Regions from separate parts of the Mus musculus genome. Here regions 1 and 2 are each linked to region 3. A link is a loop called in an ENCODE intact Hi-C map of the cell type or tissue named here. Cell type or tissue: gastrocnemius. All regions are shown on one strand.

The links. Hi-C counts contacts between places; a loop is a spot of excess contacts. Peaks named below come from ENCODE experiments on the same cell type or tissue, not always from the same donor. Only the 100,000 strongest peaks of a DNase experiment are listed, where the experiment ranks them.
Region 1: a loop joins it to region 3, with 2.6 times the contacts of the local background. A loop is called at or near these places in 12 of 42 quality-filtered maps.
Region 2: it touches region 3 in a loop (5-fold over the local background); 7 of 42 quality-filtered maps call a loop at or near these places.

What each region holds. Positions count from the first base shown.
Region 1 is chr5:116,384,128-116,392,127 of GRCm38, forward strand. No RefSeq gene overlaps it. Among named protein-coding and RNA genes, the nearest start is that of Gm36841, 19 kb to the right of the region's middle. In gastrocnemius, a CTCF peak has its summit at 4,827 (motif pointing right); DNase peaks (open chromatin) are centred at 2,079, 2,699, 5,429 and 5,924.
Region 2 is chr5:116,537,775-116,545,774 of GRCm38, forward strand. The region is part of intron 1 of Srrm4 (serine/arginine repetitive matrix 4); the gene reads right to left. Among named protein-coding and RNA genes, the nearest start is that of Srrm4, 50 kb to the right of the region's middle. In gastrocnemius, CTCF peaks have their summits at 922 (motif pointing right), 3,571 (motif pointing left) and 4,760 (motif pointing left); DNase peaks (open chromatin) are centred at 926 and 3,538.
Region 3 is chr5:116,227,504-116,235,503 of GRCm38, forward strand. The region is part of intron 1 of Ccdc60 (coiled-coil domain containing 60); the gene reads right to left. It overlaps Gm36502 (a long non-coding RNA gene), which reads left to right and starts at 4,567. Exons shown (of 4, transcript XR_001784946.1): 1 at 4,567-5,313; 2 at 7,796-7,972. In gastrocnemius, a CTCF peak has its summit at 4,456 (motif pointing right); DNase peaks (open chromatin) are centred at 4,510, 7,613 and 7,843.

The sequences.
Region 1 (8,000 bases), 160 kb after region 3:
GAATGAACAGCTTAAATAAATAAATCTGTGGCCTCCTTCACTGTCAGAGTCATGGAGAGCAAAACTGCATGGAGAGTCCATCTTACCACAGTCAGGATGTCAGCCATTAAGAAAATAAGAAGGGGGGGGGGGGGCTAGAGAGATGGCTCAGCAGTTAAGGGCACTGACTGCTCTTTCAAAGGTCCTGAGTTCAATTCCCAGAAACCACATGGTGGCTCACAACCATCTGTAATGAGATCCGATGCCCTTTTCTGGTGTGTCTGAAGACAGCTACAGTATACTCATATAAATAAAATAAATCTTAAAAAAAAAGAAAGAAAGAAAGAAAGAAGGAAGGAAGGAAGGAAGGAAGGAAGGAAGGAAGGAAGGAAAGGAAGGAAAGGAAGGAAGGAAGGAAGGAAGGAAGGAAGGAAGGAAGGAAAGAAGAAAGGAAGAAAGAAAGAAAAGAAGAAGGGGACAGAGAGATGGCTCAGTGGTTAAGAGCACTGATTGCTCTTCCAGAGGTCCTGAGATCAACACCCAGCAACCACATGGTGGCTCACAACCATCTGTAATGAAATCCAAATGTCTTCTGGTGTGTCTGAAGAGAGCGACTATTCTCACATACATTAAAAATTATCATCATCATCAAATTCTGGTGAGGTTAAAATGTGGACGAAAGGGAAGAATCATCAGTCTGGCCCTTATGGATAATGTAGGAGAGTTTCTCAGAAAAAAAGAGTCCATCTACCATAGGACCCACATATCACTCCTAGGGGTTCACCCAAGACTCCAAGTCAACACAGAACAGAGACATTTACCCAGCAATGCTTACTGCAGCATGACGTCAACAACTAAGTTATGGAAACAGCCTAGGTCTCCAGGAATGGAGGAATGGATAGAGATGTGAGATATATACATATATATTATAATATACATATATATACATATATATTATAATATACATCTAAGCACTCAGGAGGCAGACACGGGGACAGGTAGATCAAGGCCAACCTATATACATAGAGAATCTTACGTTAGCTAAGACCATCTCTATAGCAAGACCTTGTCTCAACAACAGCAAAGACAAGCTTAGGCTGGACTCTATAAAATATTCTAATCTAGTCTAATCCAGCAGTTTTCATGCTTACTGATCTCCAGACATCTTTCAGTCTTAAACACTCCTAACTACCGCCAAGAGTGCATCTGTGCTGGTGTATGGACCAACCACACCAGAAATTTGAAAGGTGCATTTTATTTAAAACAGGAGACCCACAAAATGCTAACATTGACATATTTTTTATGAAAAATTTTATTTCCACAAATCAAAATATAAATGAAGGAGAGCAATGTATATACCTTTCCAAGTCATTTGAACACCAATAAAAGGAAGATGCCAGGATTCTCCCAATTGCTCCAACCTGCATTCTCCTGTGGGTCTCACGGGTCACACAATCTCTGGAGAGTTCCTCTGTGTGATAGAGGACAGGAGAGCGAAAACAGCGCCTTAGTCGAGTTGTCGAAATTTGATCGTGTAGCAGGCACCCTTTGGGGTCTCTGCTGCTCTCTTTGAGAGCCATGGAAGGATCTAGAAGAATGTCTACTATGTAGCATTTATAGCCATTAAGCGTAGAGCTGGAGACATGAAGGTACTTTCCTAAAACTAGAGGAGAATTTCTCAGATGATAGCGGCACTAGAGTGGTGACCCAGACTACCGGATGCAGAGTTCTTCCTGTGTCTCAGCGCTTCGTGTAATCTTTGACCCAATTCTTATAATGGGACTCGGTTTTACTCATTTTTTTTTCCTCAGAAGGAGAAACAAGCAAGCAAAAAAAGCTCAGAGATGTAGTGCCAGTTGCCCAAGATCACACAGCCATAACTAGGATTCAAACTCGGAGCTGTGTGCTTGCGTTCCGGCTTAGTCTATCACGTGTACATCTGTGGCATAAAATGCCGTTTATGTTGAGCAGCCCGAAGAGGAAGGCTCATCTTAAAATGTGGGCCGTCATCTTCAGGAGCTTGAACAGGTGGGGTGCTCCACAGCGCTGAAGGGTCCAGGCTCTCCAGAAGTCTACCAGAGATGAATCTGGCTGCAGTTCCTCAAGTCTCCACGGGGGACACTGTAGTCATCATGAGAGAATTTGCCAGTCCATCAAAAAACCATTCCATCATAGTTCCCTAGGGACTCAAAATGCCACTGATCAATCCATCAAGTTCGCTAAATTTGCCTATTTTTTCAGAACCCGATTTTAAGGACAATTCTTATCAAACGTTAACGACTAAGACATATACTCTTTTTTTTTTTTTTAAATAAAGTCAGTGACAAGGATCCATCAGAACGCACTACTAATGTGCTCAGCGATAATACTCAGTAACTTTATATGTTTTGAATACTTTTATGATGAAATTATTCAAGGTGTTTTAATTACATCCAATATCCTGTTTAAGATATTCTCCAGGAGCAAGCAGTCGTACAAAGGCTAAAACAGCCTCCCGCAATATTTAGCTTCCGACAAATGGGGCTTACAGTGCTGCCAAGGAGTGTGTGTTCACTGAGTACATTTAAGATGAATTTATTAAGGCCATTTTCATATTCATTGAATATTAGAGCATCCATCTCCAAGTCCAGCAAGTTCAGCAAACCCGTGTGTTGCTGATCTGGCTTTTAGCCAGGTATCCATCTGTGGTGAGATACTCTGATTTCTGTGGAAGTCCAGGGAGTGTTAGATCCCACTTCAAAAGTCTTCACTTGGAGTTAACGCTTCAGAGGATAGGAAAATATGGTTATGATTAGGCTGGCCACCATGTGTGACCCTAGTTCCGGGGCATCTGACACCCTCTTTTAACCTTCCTGGGTACCTGAACATACACAGAACACATACACACACTCAGACACACACACACACCATTAAAAACAAAAACAGGATCCCTTTAATGAGGATAATGATAAAAAGACGGCTGAAGTGGCTTCCCCAAGGTCAATTCTTCAACCTAAGGAGGGGTGAGATTTGAACTTAGAATAGGAATTTTCCTCAGCTGGGAATTCTCACTCGGGCAGGGAAAGGCGTCATCTAAGGCAGATGGGGATTTGAACTCCAAGTCCGTAGTCCTGGTTACTGATTTGTTCGTTCTTCCCTCTCCCGACTCCCTGCAAAGATGGTCTTCCTAGATCATCGTTAACCAGCTTAGTTGGTGAGGTGCTTGCCTGGCAAGCTTTCGAACCTGAGTCCCATTCCCAGAAACCGATGTTTTAAAAAAGCTGGCTCAGGCTCGCAACCCCAACTGCTAAGGAGGTGGAAACAGGTGGATCCCAGTGGTTTGATAGTCAGGCAGCTCAGCCTGCTTGGTGACTTTCAGGTCACCAAGAGACCTCAAAACAAACAAATGGGGAGGGGGAGGGGTGCGGCGGGGGTAGGGAGCACTTGAAGAATTTCAATTGCAGCTGACCTAGGGCCTCCATAGGCATGTGCACATGTGTGCCCCACCCCCTCACCCCACCCAAATAAATTCTCACACATATACAGATGCAAGTTTAAAAAAATGAAAGATGAGCTGTGGTCCTGGTGAGCACTGATTGACAGGGACTTTGCATGAAGGCTTCTGGGAACTGAAGGGCAGGATTTGATGTGAGGGATTCTGGGAGCTGGAGGGCGGGGTTTCGATGTGAAGGATTCTGGGAGCTGGAGGGCAGCTTCGTGGCTATCCCCATAATTCGGGAAAGGAAGGGAAATTGTTGGGAATCAGGAGGGCAACCTCTTCTCCTTTCTCTGCTCCATGTTCAAACAAAGGTCACAGATATCTGGGTGACCTCCCTGTCTGTACATTTACCAAGTGGTCATGTGGAGCTCGCATAATGCCTTCTAAGGTGCTAAAAAAAAAAAAAAAACAAAATGGAAGGACCATAGTTAAGCCAGGGTAGATACAGCAGAAATTTCATGAGCCCCAAAGTATTCACTTTCTTCTTCTCTTGAAGAACAGGTTCTCTGTTTTTCCTCTTGAAAACATGCACCACATCTGCATCGCTGATAAATTAGAAAACATACTTTAAAACGTCCAATGAATCTACCCTTCCTTACACGGAAGCATCTTTGATGATACCCGTGTCTGTCTAGGGCTTTCGTTTCTATGGGGGTTTTAAATGGCATCATAGCGTTCATACACCATTTGTAAGCAGATGTGACTCATTCCTTGTGATTGTAAAGACTATTCCCCAACATGATGTGTGTGTGAATATGTGTTTCTGTGTACCTGTGTCTGTGTGTGTGTGCGTTTCTGTGGGTGCATGCTAGGTAAGGGTGCCAGTATGCATGCACGTGTGGTGCGCACGCATATAGAGACCCCAAGTCAACCTTGTGTGTTGTTCCCCGGGAACCACCCATTTTGTTGAATGAGACAAAGTCTCCCATTGGCCCAAGTCTGTCAGTGAGAACGGGCGATCCACCTGCCCACTTATTCAGCACTTGATACACAGACACCACCCCACCCAGCTGGTACGAAGACGCAACGCACGAAGCGTTTACTAAGAGTGCTCCTGGGCTATTTTCCATGCTCCTTCCACAATTTGGGTGTTTTGTTGTGTTGTGCTTTTTCTCTGTGTAGTCCTGACTGTCTTGAAACTCCCTCCATGGACCAGGCTGGCCTTGAACTCACAGAGATCCACCTGCCTCTGCCTCCTAAGTGATGGGATTAAAAGCATGTACCACCACACTTGGCATTTCCACAATTTTTGTGACTGTAAATGTCTTGTGTGTGTGTGTGTGTGTGTGTGTGTGTTTTTTTAAAGGTTTTATTATATATATAATAAAATCCATATATATATATATGTTGTAGCTGTCTTCAGATACACCAGAAGAGGGTGCTAGATCCCATTACAGATGGTTGTGAGCCACCACATAGTTGCTAGGATTTGAACTCAGAACCTCTGGAAGAGCAGTCAGTGCTCTTAACCGCTGAGCCATCCATAGGTTAATTCCTATTCCTAATGAGGGGAGAGAGAGAGAGAGAGAGAGAGAGAGAGAGAGAGAGAGAGAGAGAACTTTGTGGCTACATGCCTGTAGACCAGGAATATCCAAGATGACTAGGAAGGGATTGGAATACATTGGATGATACTCCTGGGAAGCATTTAGGGAAACCTTGGAGGTGAGATTCATGGAGCTCAGACCTTCACCCTAGACCCCTCTTCAACTGGTTGTTTGGGGGAGAGAAATGCTCATCTCATGTCATTCTGTCCCTCCACACGACACCCCATCCCACAGGCTCTGGAAGGGTTCTGCCATCCCCTCCCTCACCCCCACAGACCCTGCATAATGTAGATTTAATTCCATCTAGATGATCTTTAATCTTTGGCACTGCACAGCAGACCTTGGCGGGCAGTGTGACAAGGCTCCTCTAAATAAAAGGACCTCGGTTCCAAGTTCTCTGTGCCCTTTACCTCCCCAAGGGCTGGGATTTTCTATTCCCTTCTCTTCAGCCTCCCCCCACACTCTGCCTCCAGTCACTCTCCTTCCATTGGCCCTTTTCTGGAACTAGATGCAGAGATGAGAGTCTGGGAGGGAGTGACTGACTGTTCCTGCTTCTAGTGTTGGTGCGAAGTGGGGAGCATCCTCAGGAGATGACCTCTGACCTGAGGCTGGGCTACCTCTCTTCATGTCCATTATTTAACACTAGGGTGAAGCACGGATCACCCCAAACTCAGCATTTTTCCTATGGAAGGGAGACTTTCCCACACTAACTTATGCGTAGCCAGTTAGTGTGTGCACCCTGCAAAGCCTGGTGCACTCAGTACGCACTCAGGACATGCCGCTTGATAGGATTACGGTGATTTCAAAAGCCACAGAGATTACCAGGCTCTTGCATCAAAGCAAGCTCTGGAAGTTGAAGACAGATTCAGTTCTGGCAGTGAGCCCTGTCTTCTGGTTCTCTCTACTCCCTCCGAGCCAGCCCTGGGCACAGTGCATGCTGGGGGATTGTTTCCTTACTCTCTCACAGCCTGCAGACTTCCAAGCTTGTCACCGGGCAGATAATTGAGTTCATCTCCTCCAGCGGAAACTGGCACAACTCGCGTGGGGCTTCCGTGATGTGTTTGCCAGTGACGGAATCGCCTGCTCTTGGGATGGAAGGCCCTGGCACTGTCCATCTCAGGGCTATCCTTACAGGGCACATAGGATTCCCAAAGCCTGCCCCTACCTGTGCCTGGTTCCCCTGTCTCCTGCTGCTCACGTGCAGAGGGCAGGTGTATGCGCTGGTGCAACATTTGCCTTTCCAGCCTCTGTAAGCACCCTCTTTGATCTGCTGTGTGTAGGAAGGTTACTGGGCAAACCCATGTGTGGGTAGGACTAGAGAGGCCACGGTTTTAGGAGGGTGTGTCTTTGTACCGTGGGAGCCAGCCTTAAATACCACCTCTGTCCATGATGAACTGTGCAACCTGGTGTCTTCTACTCCCCATGAGCTATGAGGGGACAATCCTCTTTCCTGCCTTCCTGGGGAGGAAACATCTGGAAAGCACTCGACACACAGTAAGGCAAGCTTGACACACAGAGGAAGCTCTTAATAAAAAAGAAGCTTTTTTTCTTCATCTTTATTATGACTCCCCTGGGCTTAGAGCTGATCTCTGGGGAAGAAGTTTCCTTTTAAGCTTCTGGATTGTCACAGGTGGGAGCAGTTTCACAGAAAACGCCTGGCAGCTGGGCTGAGGCTCTGACTTCCTGCATTTGTATGCTTCGGGGATGTTTGGATAAGCCACTGCCTGCTCTGGAACCTCAGTTTCTCCATCTGTAAAGTGGGGATAACAGAATGAGAATGAATACAAGAAAGAGGCCTTGACATTCCACCTAATAGCCCCTTAGTTACAGAGATAGAGAAACGGGAGTGGTGAGGTCAGAAGGTCCAGAGGTTAAGAGAGTGTAGATGGTGGATAGCAGATGGCAGTAGAACTCTTTAAGGTTTTGTAGTGGTCATGGTAAGAACTCCAGCTTTTTCTCTGAATGAACTGAGATGTGCAATATTTGAATAGAGTTATGTCATCATCTGAGTAATGTTTTACCAGGAGGGAGCACTCTATGAAGTGTGTGTCAGAAGATAAATGTGTGAATGAAGCATGGGACGTTCATGCAGTGTGGAGTATCATGCAGTCATAAAGGGGATGAGGGGCAGACAAGATGCAGTATAAACAACCACTGAAAATGTACTGAATGAGAAAAGCCAGGCAGGGTCTCATGTCACACAAACACACATGTACACACATAGACATTCTCTCTCTCTTTCTCTCTCTCTCTCTCTCTCTCTCTCTCTCTCACACAAACACACACATATACAGATACACACAGACACAAACACATGCACACAGACACATACACACATATACAAACATAAAGAAACATGAACAGATACAGACATACACACAAGGGCACACACACATGTTCACACAGGCATACACACACATACACACAGATGTACATGCACATATATACATACACAGACACATATACACACATACACTGACACGTGCATATACACGAGACACACACACATACATACATATAAGCACACACATACACAAATATACATATATACACCCATACACTCACATTCACACACACATACATACAGGCACACATACACAAACATATACATATACAAACACACACATACATATATGCACACACATACACACATGCACATACATATATGCACACACATACACACACATACACATATACATACACTCACAAACATACATACATACACTGACACATACATACTCACACACATGCATACACAGACATATACATATACACATATACACATAGATATATACACACATACACTCACACACATACATACACACATACATTTACATACATACATGACATGCATATAGTTCTACTTAGTTGAACTCCTTTGATTAGGTTGGGTACACTCAGGGAGACAGTGTATCAGTTATCAGAGACAGAGACAGGTTGGATGAGGACAGTCACGGAGCTCTTGCATAAAATACAATTAGAGGAAACAATGTTAGTGA
Region 2 (8,000 bases), 310 kb after region 3:
TGAGATTCATAACGGGCCTACAGTTAACCCAAGTTCACGGACCTAAAAAAACGACAGAGAGAAATAGAGTCCAGGCATTTCAGGCTTTTAGGTCTGGGCTTAGACAGAGCCTGAGTGCTTCAACGCAGCGGGTTCCCGCATCTTCTTATCCCTCCACTTTAGCAACTGTTAGAGATGCTCCGCCCACTCCACATTCGCATAGAGATGCTCCGCCCACCCCACAATCCCCATTCTCCGGTACCACATATATTAGCCAGCTGTTCCCATAGTGATCAAGTCTGCAAGGCCTAACAGATACCCACAGTGCACACACACACAGATACATCAACCAGACTGACCCATAAAGAAATTCCATGTGATAAGGTGGCCCTTGGCAGTGCGATCTTGATTTTCAGAGATCTATTTTCCTTAGCAGTCTGGGGATAATCTTTCATCCGAACTGTAATACGATGAGGAGGCATACAGACATCCATAAAAAATTCAACAGAAATCCAGCCTTCATTATCAAGGCAGGGAAAGCCCTATCTTTCCTGTGTCTCTCAGCCTCTGGTTCAACCCCACCTACAAGCCCCCTCCCACTATCTGTTTTGCATCGTGGACAGGAAAATCTATTTTCTGATAATGGGCCTTAACTCCTGTGACATTTCCACCTTCGTATGGCTTACCATTTTGCATTCTGGGTAGTAATTTATCCTTCCATTCCTCTCCCTCCTCCTCCTCCTCCTCCTCCTCCTCCTCCTCCTCCTCCTCCTCCTCCTCCTTTGCTCTCCCACTCCCTCCTCCCCCATCCTTGACCCACTCCATCCTCCACTATCCAGCTTCCACCTTCTGAACGAAACAAGACAAGCCACTTGCTCAAGAACCAATGCAAAAAAAACAGTATGTGTAAGGAAAGGGGTCGTTTCTGGTTTTGACCAGCAGGGGGCGGTGATCTCCACCTGCCTCTGATACCTAGTCCACAGCTACTGTCAGCCCAGTCCCAAGCAATTTCTGATCTTTTCAAAATGAGACTCCAACCAGGCAGCATCCATGGGCTGGTCTGCAGCCCCAGGCACATAGATATATCAAGGAACTGCCTAGTCTGGCCTCAGTGGGAGAAGATGTGCCTAATCCTTGAGAAACTTGAGGCCCCAGGGAAGGAGGATACTACAGGGGTGGGGGCGGGGGGCGGGGGAGAAGAAGAGCACCCTCTCAGAGGCAAGGGGAAGGGGAAATTGGATGAGGAACTGTGGGGGTTGGGGCGAAGGCTGGAATGTAAATAAATAAAATAATTAATTTTTAAAAAGTGGCAAAAATCCCTTGTCCCCTCTCCTTTTCACAGAAGATTGCAGGAGTAGGAACGAGGAAGACTAGTAAGGAATTCACCTAGAATTCCTTGCGGGACATGTGGCTCACCCCACAGTTGGCACTGTGAGGTGCACATGGATACCGTGGACCATTTGGTAGGACCCCTTCTGCCTTCTGTCCTATGTCTCCTTTCTTCTCTCCTCCCCCCCACCACCCCTCCACCAATCTCTTCTGCACCCAGCTGTCCCTTCTCCATTAACCTCAGTTTTCCCCTGGGCACCTCTCAAAATGAACCCATGGGTGTCACATGTCACTCTCCTTTTCTAGTCCCCAAATATCTGCCAAGATAGCCAGTGAGGGGATTGTCTTGTTCCTGTATCCAACTGCTGACACCACTTCTGCTGGGATCCAGGACAAGGTTAATGTCCAGAGAAACACAGAAAGTATTGTCAGCATACAGGGCTGACAGGCTGAGCATGGATGGAGGTCTGGGTTTAGCTGGGAGCCACCATATGCTCAGAACAATGGCCCCTGGTGCTATGAGAGGAGACCCTGGCTGGATCTGGAAGCAGCTGCCAGAGGAACCGGTGCACATTACAAACTCACTGAGTGACAGTTTTGGAGCCCACAGGTATCGTGGAAATTGAAATAGGAGCAAATAGTCACAGCAGGAGGAGCCTAAGGCGGTGATCTGCAGAGGCTGCTGGAGTGAGTACTGGAGACATGGCGGGGGCTCTCGCTGACCAAATGCAGAGGCCACATCTGGCTTCCCACAAAGAATAAAAGGAAACCTCTCACACAGGCGCCAAAAATAGCTTTGAGTCTGGACACCTTTCTTATCTCTCCGAGCAGCTGAATCTCTGAAAGGGGAGAGGAAAATTACAATACAATCAGCTTTCTCTTTCCCCTGGACTGGAATAGCCAATCAAAGATCTACTAAATTCTTCTGACAAGCCGTATGGGCCACTGATGTACGAGAAGCAGGGAGCAGGCTCTGTAAGCACGAGGAAGCAGTTAAAACCGTCCTAAATGCTTGGAGAAGATGAGAAAGGCTCAATAGGACAGCTACCTTGAGAAGAAAAGTTTAGAAGCATTTGTGATTGGGGACAAAGGGGGCTGGAGAGATGGCTCCATGGATAAGGCAGTTACACACAGCCGTGGGGACCAGCGTTTGGTCCCCAGATGCCACGTGAAAGCAGGGCAGCCATGGTGCCTGGAGTTCTGTTGCTCAGGAGATGGGGAAGGAAGTCCCCAGGGCAAGGGGGTTATCGCCATAAATTGGTTGAGCTCTGGGTTCAGCAAGAAGCCCTACCTTAATAAATACAGTCTAGGAAAACAAAGGATATCAATCTCTGATCCCCACATACATGCATGTACACATGCACACATGTGTACACACACACTCATCAGTTAAGAAAGTACTGTATCTATAAAACTAGATAAACTAGATGATATCATCAGACTAGGGAGCAATGAAACCTGAGGACTGTCCCAGAAATGGAAACAATGTTGTGCAAACTAAAATTAAACTTGCAGAGTTGGGAAGGATGCTCCATGGGAGAGCACCTGCCCAGCCCCACATTCACAATGCCCTGTGTTTGAGCCCCAGCGTCACAGGAGCTCTTGCCCCTACAAAGCGAGTGAAAGAAACCCTAACAGTACAGTAGAGGCTCTGAAGAGCAGGTTGTATGAATGCTTATGAAAAATCTCCATGCACTCAGGATACAGACATGAAACAGGGAAAGAAGAGCCACGGGGACATGCATGTGACAGGAAATATACACAGAAGAGCCATGGGGACATGTGTGTAACAAGGAAGAAATACATAAGAACTGATGATGAAAACTTTGCTGTTCTAGACAAATCTACCAGCCAATCAAACAGATGCAGCAAGTTTCAGGCAAAAGTGAGAACAGGCTGTTGTGTTGTGTTGGTGAATTCTTTTAGGCTCAGTGACAAGAGACTTTATCAACCAAGTGGTGGGGGGAGCTACTGCCAAGAAACCAACAAGCCATAAACCTTCCCTCTATAGCATAAACAAAAATGTAGCTTTGAGGAGAAAATGTGATCTGAGATTTATATTTTAAAAAATCCACTAGTAATTAATAGAAACATAGTCTGCATTTTTAAAATACAGGGGCTGGAGAGAGGTTCCACAGTTCAAAGTTTTGCTGCTCTTGCAGAGGACCAGAGTCTAATTCCCAGCTCCCACATCAGCTGGTGCTGATTATTAGAACTCCGGTTTGGGGGAGGGGTCTGGTGCCCTCTTCTGGCCTCCGTGGGTACTGCCTTCACATGCACACACACAAAGAAAAGCACATACATGCATAAATTAAAATGATATAACAGTGCAAACGCTAACTTCTTACATGAGTACATCCTGAAAAATATTCAACAATGTACAGCCTCCAAGTATGAGATTAATCAAAATAACTATAGCTCACATAACCATAAATAGGAGATCAAAATAACTATATAGCTCACATAACCATAAATAGGAGATGGGGTAAATATTTTAACAATCTGAAAACTGATGTTCACAAAAAACAAGACATTAAATTGGCTCTGGTTGTCATCGGGAAGGGGGTTAAACACCATCACTAGCACACCAGCCTGTGTTCTCCGTTGTAGGTCAAACACAAAATTACAAATCTGTTATGCACTTCTTTTAACAGATTTGGCTCGGAAATGATAGGAAATGGTAGAAAATAGGGTACAGCTAAAGATAGATAAGACAAAAATGAAAAATATCAATGGATATAAAATTCAAAGCAAGTGGGAAGACTGTTCAAAGCGAGCATTTTGCAGAAGCAGGAAATTCAACCCGTAATGAAGATAAAATACTGTATTTAGGCAGTGACTGTCACAGCTGCGAGAGGCATTTTATAAATGGGAAGATGCCAGGAAAAAATAGCCAAAGCATAATTTTATTAGAATAAATGTTAACATCTTCTAACAAACCAAGTGAGTAAAAAAAAAAAAATTAGCAACTTTGAATAAAATGTACTGGGTTTTCAGTTTTTTGAAAGATAAACATGATTTCTGAACATTGATGGCTCATTTATTAGAGAGAAACAAACAACAAACTCCAAAAACTTTGAAATTTCTAACCGAGGTTGCAGATTCTGCTTCACAAACACATATTTATTTATTTATTTATTTATTTATTTATTTATTTATTTATTTATTTTTATTGCAGAGACCAAACAGCCAATAGAAAACTACTTAAAGGGAGGAAACATTGTTATTTGGCTCACAGTTAGAGGGACTACAGTTCACCACGGAGGTTAAGGCTTAGAGGCAGGAGTTTGAGGAGACAGTTCACATGGCCTCTGCAGTCAGGAAGCACAAGAAATGAGCCCAGACTATGAAACCCCAGGCCTGCCCGCACCTAACAACTTCCTCCAGCCCTGTTCTACCGGCTGAGAGTTCTACGACCCGTTCAGAACAGCTCCACCTGCTGGAGAGCAATTCAAACACATCCATGTACCTTGGGGGCCACTTCCCACTCAAATCACAAAGGACAGCCCGCTTAGATCCTCCCTCAGCCTGTAGATCACACCCAGCAGGCAGGCAGGCAGCACTTAACCACCAGTGGAGTAGTCGGGGACTATGTCTAACACAGAGGCTCCTTCCTGCAGCTACCAACATCTGGTGATTGACGGGCACAAGACCATCTCCTTGCCCGGACAAAGAGACCATTCTGAAGCATTCGCCAGCTATCTGTGGGCTGTGCTGAGGCTCCACCAAAGCTCTACTCCCCCCTCTATCCAGTCCTGCTTCTCTTCCTTTGCACGTTTAAACGCCACCTGACCTCAGAGTTTCTGCATGCAGATTCCCATCTTAGATCTCACTTGCTGCCTAGGTTTCCTAGCCACTCTGTACCACCATGCAAGAGTAGAAAGGCTTGTTTGGGTTCAAAGACCTTCCGCCTCCCAGGAGTGCCAATCTGCGAACCCAAACCAAACACGCGGGCCTTTGAGAGACACTCCTGATAGAGATTGCAGCACTGGCCTCCCCAACCCAGCTAACAAGGCTGTGTGGCATTTGAGGGGGTACACAAGACTGCACATGCGCACTCATTACGGGGATCGAACCAAAGCTGTGGCCAACTTGGACATGTCAACGCAAATGAGGATCTCATATATCAGACTTATTATAGGACCAGATAACTCTGCATTCAGAAGCCAAGTGACACCTATAAACACCTTTAGTTACATGAGAAGAAAACCATCGGTCAAAGACAATGACAGAGATTCTTTAAAATGAATTTTAAAAGTGCACAAAATGCCGGGCGTGGTGGCGCATGCCTTTAATCCCAGCACTCGGGAGGCAGAGGCAGGCGGATTTCTGAGTTTGAGGCCAGCCTGATCTTTGGAGAGTGCCAGGACAGCCAGGGCTATACAGAGAAACCCTGTCTCGAAAAACAAACCAAACCAAACCAAAACAAAACAAAACAAAACCCAAAAAACAACAACAACAAAAAGTGCACAAAACAACAGGGTTTCTAGGAATTTCTTTAAAGTATTTCAGAAAGTGAAAAAGGAAGAAAGTGTGAAAATGTTAATAATTATATACACATATTATATATATTATGTGTATATATAATATGTAGACATATTAGACATATGTGTACATAGATGGAAATTACACTGTACCTCCTAATTTAAATGTTTTTACATCAGACTGAACAGAGAGAAGTAAGGACAATAAATGAAAACATTAATCCATTAGAAAAACACATGAATGTTTTGTGTGAATATATGAAGAAATTATATCTTTTAAAAGTCAGCCATAAAACAGACAATTCATCATATCTAACCCAGGCTGGAGAATGAACAAATGAATGCATACAATAAGGAGTATTTTACAGAACCATAGTTAGATGTAAATATTATACAGCCATCATCAGAACTTTTATCTAATGAATTTTAAATTCCCAGAAAATCCCAAACTTCAGTATTCAGGAGGTGAAGACAGGAAGGAGAATCATAAGCTCAGGGGCAGCCTCCACCACACAGTGAGTTCAAAGCCACCCTGGTCCACATGAGCCCCTGTCTCAAAACTATTAAAAGCAGCTCTGTACTCAGCCATGGAGTTTCTGATAATAGGTTGCTCCTGTTGGAGCTCACTCTGACATGCCGCCGTTCCCTCAAGGTCAAGCCAGACGGGACCTGCTCTGAACCTTCTGTCGACAGAGAAGCCAGACTGCACAGTGGCATCTGTAAATGTGAGATTTTTAACTTCTTTTCACTCAGGGGTTGACCCTTAACTCACGCTGGCTTTAATGAAGACAGCTGACATCTGTGAGCTGACCCGTGTAGAAACACACACGCCACGGAACTTCAGGAAGCCTCAGGTGAACAACTACCAACCAGCTTAAACCACAGCCCCTCAGGCTGCAGGAACTGAATCCTGCCAACCGCCATCTACAAGAACTGAAAAGCAGGTTCTCCCCAACTCGAGTCTCCCAATGAGACCTGCATCTACACGTTGGCTTTGAGGGATACCCCAGAGCAGAGGACTCAGACACCTAAGTTGTACAAACTGTAAGAAAGACAGTGCTGTCTAAGCTACTGACTCTTCTTCACACATTGTTCTGTCTGTCTGTCTCTCTCTTTGTCTCTCTGCCTCTCTTGTGTGTTGTGTGTATGTGTGTGTTGTGTGTAGAGTGTGTTGTATGTTGTGTGTTATGTGTGCTGTGTGTGTTGTATGTTGTGTGTTTTGTGTGTTGTGTGTGGCATGTGTTGTATGTTGTATATGCATTGTGTTGTGTGTAGTGTGTGTTGTGTGTTGCATGTTGTGGTGTGTGTTGTATGTTGTGCATGTGTTGTGTGTGTTGCATGTTGTGGTATGTGTGTTGTATGTTGTGTGTGTTGTGCATATGTGTTATGTGTGTTGTGTGTTATGTGTGTTGTGTGTGTGATGTGTGTGGACACAGGCATATGATGCATGTGTGGAGGTCATGGGATAACTGCAGGTGTCTGTTCTCCCCTTCCACCATGTGGATTCTGGGGTAAAACTCAGGTCATCAGGCTGGTGGAATGTCCCATTAACTGCTGAGCCATCTCCCTGGCCCTCCATTCTCAGTTACACGCATCGATGCATAGCCACAGTACAAGGTCTTACAGATAGATGTGCGCAAAGGCCTGGACACTAAGACACTCCCCGAAAACATTTTTCTAATTTTGAACATCTAGGATCAGTTTAAATGTCAATGGGTAAAAGCTAAAGAATTCAATTATAACACAGGTGAACCAGAGAATCATCCTCGTAGGTTAAAAAGGTCACCGTGGTTTTATGTTTCACTTTAATGCATTCGCACAATGAATTGGAAGACTGTGCTCCTGAAATCCATCTGTAACCAGGAAAGAAAATTCCATGAAACCCCTGTGTATGGGGGAAATCACAAAAGCTTTAAAGTACAATTTAAAATTTTTCAAGAGAGGGGTAAAGATACAGTTTGTTTGTTTGTTTGTTTGTTTATTTATTTTAATGCATCAAGCCAATTGGTATGAAATCATTCACTTTTAATCTCAGCTTGCAGGAAGCAGAGGCAGGCAGATCTCTGATAGTTTGAGGACAGCCTGGTCTACATACGGAGTTCAGAACCAGGCAGAGAAACATAATAAGATCTTGTCTCATATATATTGATGTTTATATTCAAAGTATGGGATTGCACTGTTATTTATCTTGTACTTTTCCACGTTAGA
Region 3 (8,000 bases):
ATTTGTATAAAATCCCCAGTTGCTCCAAGCCAGGCTGCTGTGTTGTTGCCAATGGCAGCCTTGGGTGGTTTCGACTGGGTCGATAGCTATCTTTGGTGATGGATTTAATGATAGGTGGGAGGCAGGCTGGACCACCTAGATTTGTATGGGCACATTCTAGTGATGGTGAGACCCAACACGGCATTTCTCAGGTGTCCCCATCATAGTGCATAGCTGCCTGCTCCCCAGCCCAGCAGTGCCACTGCCATGCAAAGAAATCAGGTAGCTTCCCCACAAGGATATCTGCCACAGCAGTGTGAGTCACCATGCCAAACCCTTGATGCCCCAGCAACCCGGCCTTTGTGGGGCAAAGCCATGGTTGGCCTGGGCAGTGAAGACGGTTCGGTTCTGCTGCTTCCTGTTGCTATAGATGCGTGGTTATTGACATGGAAGAGTGGCAGCGGAATATAATTTCACGTGGAAATGCAGCTTATGTGTAAAGAAATTCAATTATACAGATGCCCATATTTCCTCTGTCTAGAAATTTCTCACAATTTTCTATCATCTCGTACAGTCGACTTTTTTTTTTTTAAATTGATGGCAAAGAATCCATGTCATAATAGAGTAATATGGAAGTAAACACAATAAATCAACAATAGAGATGTCGTATCAGGGTGTCGGAATTATAAGTTAATTAAACAATCATTTTGACTCGGGTTGTTCCTTTTCCTAATTTTCTGTAATTTACATATATTAATTCTAATTAAATAATGGTGTCTTTCATGTTTGCAGGGCAACTCCTGACTAATTCTCTCGATGCGCAAAAATATAAATGTTTAATGCTGATTTGAATTGAGTTGTCTAAGGTCCTGGAGTGATGTGAGCAAGCCGTTTTATGCATGGCATCAGGCAGGCTCCGGATGGGAAGCCAGACTCATGCCACGTAGTTCTGTAGAAAAACAGAACAGTTAGAGAACGGTTGGAAAGCCAGGGGAGTAAAAGGAAACTCTGGATGTACCTTGGCCAGCCATCAGGCAGGACGAAGGGAAGGGGGCCCGAGAAGCCCTGGGGTTGGCTTGCCTGGCACCGGATGTCAAGTTCAGTTCTCCTGAGAGACAGACAAGAAAACCCTTGGGCCCTCCCTTTCTCCCACTCTGATTTCCTGCTGGAATTTTCAATTGTTTAAACCTAGGGATCCTGGGAAATGTAGTTTTTAAGGATGTGCTCCCCATATGGGATTCAAGAAATGATGGCCCAGAGGAGATGGTTTGGGGGCTGTGGCACCGGTTTAGTAATTGGGTCCTCCCTGAGTCTGGGTTAGCAAGGCTTAAGTGGCCTTTTGGACTAGAGGGCTGGTTCTTGCTTTGACTTAAGTAGGTTGCCGTAGACCGTAACTGTAGATGGTCCTCATCCTTTGATGCTAAGCTGGTGTTTCCAGTATTTCCCAAGGCTTTGCGGTACAACCGGGGTCTTTCCCTGTTACTTCCTCTGGAAACCTTCACCAAAAGCCGTTGTGGTAGTCAGTTTTCCATCACTGTGACAAATGCCCTACGTGGCCAACTTACAAAGAGAAAAGGTTTATTCTTTCCCACACAATGAGGCTGTGATGGACTGGACCATGGCTTTGAAACATTCCAGACCTGTGATTCTAGGCTATTTATAACCCTCTTAGGTGTTCCTCCCTTTCCGGGAGACCACTGAAAGTTGTGCATCTTTATAGGTACCACCTCCTCCGTTAGACGTAATGCCTTTGACCATTGACACTGGGACTTTTTTACCCAGGGGACACAAATCCCAAAGGGCTCCACAATGAAGAATGCATTCCCAATACAAAGCTAGAAGCATTGCAGGAAGTCCGGGAACAATCGACAAACCGGATGTATGTGAGCACTGTGCAAAGCCTGCGTATGCCTAGCTACTCCATGACTTAGCCTGGGTGCAGGGGACACGCCTTAGGGACAGTTCACTTTGGTTATCTGTCCCTGCTCTACTTGGGTGTGCCATTGGCTTTTGGAGCCACTGGTTTTCCTGTTGCTCTTGGATATGGGTGGTGACATTGTCTCTGCCCTGAGTATCTCTCCTGTGTTGAAAACATCCCACTGGTGGTGTGAGGTGTGCCTACAAGGACTGTGACAGATGCCTTGTGGAGTCTCATTTGGTTGGAGAGAAAGGGCTTTGCCCTCAACAGGTGGCCCGGGTCTGTTACTTAAATCGGACTGCTACTGAGTGAGCCACGTTCCCTTCCAGAGCCTCAGTTTCCCCATCTGTTCAATGGAGCTCCTGCTAAGCCTACCAGCGACATTCACCTCTTCCCTACCCATTATCCCAAGGACATTCCTACTCAGACACGTGATGTTACCTGTCTGTGCCACATTGCAATCCCATCTTATAAGGGATCAGTGGAGACTTTAGTGGAGAGGATGCGCGCCACGGTGAACAAGACACTGTCGAGTGGCAAAGCCTGGGCATGGCACTGGGCTCAAGTGACATCAGAGCAACTTCTCTGTGTGAGAGGGTTGTCACTATGTAGCCCAGGCTTGACCTGAACTCATGATCTTCCTGCCTCACCCCCCACACCTCCAGTGCTGGGATTACAGGCACACACCACCATAGCCTGCATGTGTTCTTAATGACACTAGTCTCTCTCCCCCGATAGGATAGGGTCCTGTATCACATAGTAGGGACTAGCTGTTGATCTAAAAATAGCTTATCCTCTGAATTTCTGTCTATAAGGTAGAAAATCGGCACAATCTGTTGAAGGTCATGGTCAGAGGACCAATCTTCTAAGTCTGTGTTTTATGGAAGGATGTTCTAAACTCATCTTTGTCAGACCTGAGACTCTGATCTTCTGGAATCAGATTAAGATGGGAATGAATTCTGCTAAATGTGCTGGGAGTTGATACAGACATCAGGGAACAGCTGGGAGGTTCCCCGGAGCTGTGAGGGGGAGGGGAGGCTGTTTGAAAAGACAGAGATTTCTTGCAGAACCCAGGATCACCTGCTCAGAGATGACCCACCCCACCTACAGTGGGCAGGGACTTTGCAAATCAATCATTAATCAAGAAAATGCGCCCCTGCGGGACCCCCCCCCCCCCCGGCACTCATGCCTACAGGCTAATCTTATAGAGGCCTTTTCTTAATTAAGCTCTCCTTTTCCTAGGTAGGGTCGAGGTTTGTGTCAAGTTGACAAGAGACAAACAAACAAATAAAAACTAACAATCAGAGCCACATAAAGGGTACCTGGGACACACCGGTGAGGGGCATGAAGGACCTTGGCCACAGCACACGCTACAAAGTGAAATATGAATTTTTCTGTTGAGTTCAATTCATCACAAACCTCTTTGCCCAGGGCCGGTGGCCCTCCCCTTCCCCCACCTTCTTATGAACCCAGGGGACATGCCGTCACGCCTGGACATTGAAGGAGAGGAGAGAAGTGACAGAAGAGGGGACTGTCTTCTTGATGTGTGGTGGTGGGGAGCTATAAGGGAGTTCCTGTTTAGAACACGGAGTTTTGGGGGTGGTAAAGGGCCATAGCCCTGGGGAGGAAAGAAGCCCCTGCTGTCTGCGTTCTGAGCTCTCCTTGCTGTTTCAGACTGTGAGGAGAGACAGCTGACCGTGGGGGTACTTATTAATTATGAAGGGGACATGGTACTGCTAATGTGGTAAGGTTTGCAGATGCCAAGGGGTCAAGCTGGCCATGCGGGGACAGGCATGTTCCATGTGCCCCTCATGTGCGGACCTACTGTGTATCTGTGGAGCATCCTTCCTTCTTCTCTGTCCCAGCTTCAATGGTTTAGTTTTACCGCCCCCACCCCCGCAAGGAATCCTCCTCACCTCACGGGCATCCTTACTCCTACCTTGCCAAAAGGGAACCACAGGACCCAGAGACAGGGTGACTTCCTCAAGGTCAGGAAGACACCGGTATGGAGCGCAGCCTCCTGCTCCTGTGACCCTCATCTGACACAGGAGTCAGCGAGCTGTGACCTTCTGTACTGGGACGTGGCTAAACCCTCGTGGAAAACTGTGGCCTGTGGTAGCTTCCGGCTCCGACAGCTGCCCCTAGTGATCGTCTTACTTCCTAAAGATTTCTTCAAGCTGTCTTCCTTCCACGCCTGGCGGCAGTCTCCATCTCCATCACTGCCAGCCGTAGACAACACACAAACACACACACACACCCTTGCTCCTCCTGTTCCTTGTCCCTGCAAGCTATCAGGGCTCCAAAGCAGTGCCTGCCTGGTCTTCATCGGACACCGTGAGAAACTCCATGCTTGGTACAGGGAGCTTAACCAGGCTTACCAAGCAGAGATTCCTGCCACTATGTCACGAGTACTTGGGGCTTTTACCCACGGAATCATGTCACCGCGAGTTAAAAACAAAGAATTCTAGAGAGCGTATGAGAATATTTCCAAACTAGACAGCTGGGTAACTAACTACAAAGGGCTTCCAGGTCAGCAAGGGCAGCGAGGTGAAGATGTACCGGTAGGTGGCACTAGAAGCCATGGCTTTCGATCAAATTCCATTTTCTTTTGATCTGCCTCTCTCAGCTCTCTGCTTGATTGAAATGGAAATCGGCTGCCGGCTCCTGCAAGTCCCCCACCAGCCAGAGACTAAGACCCGTGCCAACAGCCCGTTCGCCAGTTTAAAAAGATAACAAACCATGCTTGTCTGAAAGACCAGCTATGGGCTGGAGAGATGGCTCAGGAGTTAAGACTTGCTATGAGGGATCAATGGTACAGCCGTCAGATGCTGGTAACCAACCCAAGTCTCAGTGAAGGGCTCAGGGATGTCCTTCATAACCCTGGATGAGCTTAAGGAAATAGGTTCTAGGATAGAGCTTAAATTCCACGCGTCGGGGAATGCACTAAGATTTTGAGGGAGCAAAGTAAAGACTGGTTGGAGCACCCTGGTCCAGTCTCATCAGAGAAATTTTTCTGTAATTGATTAGCAATGTCTGGCACAGCCCCTGGAGGAATCAGCACACTCAAGGGTACATGAGAGCCATAGGCAGCCTGATCAAGGAAGCAAGGGCTTCTACTCCATTGCCAGCCTTAAAGACTGGCTGGAGCACCCCGAGATCCGGTCTCATTAGAGAGATTTTTCTGTAACCAATTAGCAATGCCTGCCACGGCTCCTGAGGGGGAACCGGCACACACTCAAGGATACAGGATAGCCAGCCTGATCACCCTCAAACTGTGAGCCCAAAGAACGCCTTCCGTCCTTGGATTGCTTCAGCCAAGAACTAGCCCAGCCTACCAGTCATAGCCAGCTTCTCAGCCTTGACTTTCCTATGGAGAGCATCTAATCGTACATACGGGAGCTGACCCTACGCTGCTGGTGAGTAGAAGAAAACTAAGGGACAAAAGAGCTGGCCAGAGCTGGTTAGAGTGTGACCACAGAGCTCCTGGGGTGGGATGTCTCAGGTGCCTTCCTCAGGATGGCACTTTATGCAGACCTCATTAGGAGACATGGAGATCACCGAGGATAGCCCAGGTCTGCTACTGCTGCTGCAGGGTTAGGCTGCAATCAATCCAGCCTGTGCTTCCTGAATGCTGAGATTCCAGCCGCACTCTTGAGAATACTGTGTGGGCTCAGGATTCTCACAGTGGGCTGTGGTGGAGGACATCACATCGAGTGTCTCGGGAAGCAGAGGCCTGAGCTGATCAATCGAAGTGGCTGTAGGTGACTCTCCCTCAGTGGGGGCGGTGTCATGCAGACACCACACACCGCTCACAGAGCTTATGTCAAACTGAAAGCCAGCAGCTGATCTCTGGCCTTTCCACTCTCCCCTCCCCTTCCCATTCCTGAAGTAGGCCTAGAAAGCTAGAACTCTTGATTGCCAAGCCATAAAACCTAGAAAAGGTGCCTCCACGTGCTCCAGCAAGTTCCTCCCTTGTGTGATAAGTGTTCTGCCTCATACCTGTGTGTGTGTCTTTTGTAAGAGAGAGAGAGAGAGAGAGAGAGAGAGAGAGAGAGAGAGAGAGAGAATCTGAGTAGTCCTAGCTGAAACCTTAACACTATTTCTTAACATCTGTCATTCTTTCTCTCCTGCCCCCGACACCCACCCCCACGATCTGTTTCTTTCATCAGAAACACACATTTTCCCCGGGGCCTTCGGGCCATCATTAAGAAGACTCAGTGTCAGGGAAAAAGCAGGTTTCCGCAGACTCTGTGCCTGCCTCCTGTTGGTCCTTCCTTGCCACAGTCCATGCATAGCTGTGGAGACCAGTGACCAAAACGTGCCACTTTTCTTCCCTCCGTGGGCAATTCAGATGGAGGATGCTGCCAGCAGGAGCTGGGTATAAGAGTATGACTGGAGACTGGGGCGCAAGTGGTGGTGTGTCACTCAGGTTCTTCTGACGACCTAACACACAGAAGAACACACCTGAAGCTGGCAATGCTGTGCGGAGGCCGTGGGAGGTCACGCTAGCAAAATCAATTTAGGAGTGGGGAGCCCAGCCAAGTACTGAATAGACAGTGGTGAAGTCCATTTCATTAAATTAAAAAAAAAAATCAACATAGGTTTTTCTAAATGGCTTAAAAACAGATGAGGGGGGGGAGCGTGAAAGGGGGGGCGGGGAACATGTCACTCCTATCTTGCCAGAAAGTTGTTCACATTCTTCTCTGGAGATGACTAAAGTTGCCAAGTTTTGTAGCTACTTCTAGAGAGAGTTTACATAAATGCACACAAGCACACATACACACATGCATGCATGCAGGCAGGCAGGCATACATGCATACATACACAGAGTAACATTTGTCATGTAAGAATGAGGAACTGAACCCACAAAAAAGTGCTGGCTGCGGCACACGCCTGTAACACCAGCACTTGAGAGGTGAAGATGGGGGCTGGAGAGATGGCTCAGTGGTTAAGAGCACTGTCTGCTCTTCCAGAGGTCCTGAGTTCAATTCCCAGCAACCACATGGTGGTTCACAACCATCTGTAATGGGATCTGTTGCCTTCTTCTGGGGTGTCTGAAGACAGTTACAGTGTACTCATATAAATAGATTTTAAAAAGTAGTAGTAGTAGTAGTAGTAAAGATATGGGCTCCCAGCCTACCTAAAGCAGTGAGCTCCAGATTCAGGGAGAGGCTCTGCCTCACAAAAATAAGGTGGAGAATGATTGAGGGAGATACCCAAGGTTAATCTCTAGCCTCCACATACATGCATAGACACAGAGGAAAACACACACACACATACATACTCTCACGCACGCCCAAGTTTCTCCTATATCTATTTATGCTATGCAGTTTCTCGGATGGCTCCAGAAACCCCTATTCCCGCCTCTGTGTAACCTCTCCCTTGGGAGGTGGGCCGAGCCCAGTAACCTCCTTGGGATGAATAGAAACTGACAGAAACAGTGCCTTCTGAGATTGGGTGGCAGAGGGAGCGTGGCTTCCCCCTTGGCCATTGGCTCTTGCTCCTGGCGAGTCCAGCTTCCTAGGCCGTGAGGTTCTCCTTTAAAGGAGACCTGCGTGACAAGGAACTGAAATCTTCCACGAAGCCTGTGAGCAGCTGCCATCTGCCCACAGCCGTGCGGACTGAGCTCACGAGCTGCCACCTTTCCACACAGAGAGCCAGAGAGACCAGCTGCCCTGGGGCCATCTTGGTTGGGGCGGAGACCTGCCGCTGAGCCACACCCAGATTCCCAGTCTACAGCAGCTGGAGGTGATAAATGGCTTGCTGTCTTAAGTGGCCCACTTCTGGGGCAATGTACAACACAGCAATACATCACTGAAACGAAGCCATGGGGGACGAGCCCTCCCTGGGAGACAGGTAGTGCTCAGGGTTATATAAACTCATTTAATTTCTCTTCAGGCTCTGATCACGGCTTTACAAGAACTTCCCAGACCGTAGCGGTCCAAACGCTTTCCAAGGTGTGCACCAGCCTGGACACGGCTTCCTGGTGGTGTGGCTGGCTCCATGCCCAACTTACCACAAGGGGCCAAGCGACGGCAGCCTAACTGTAATTAGTAACACGTGATACTGGTACAGGTTTGTGTGATTCACCGTGGCTCTTCCG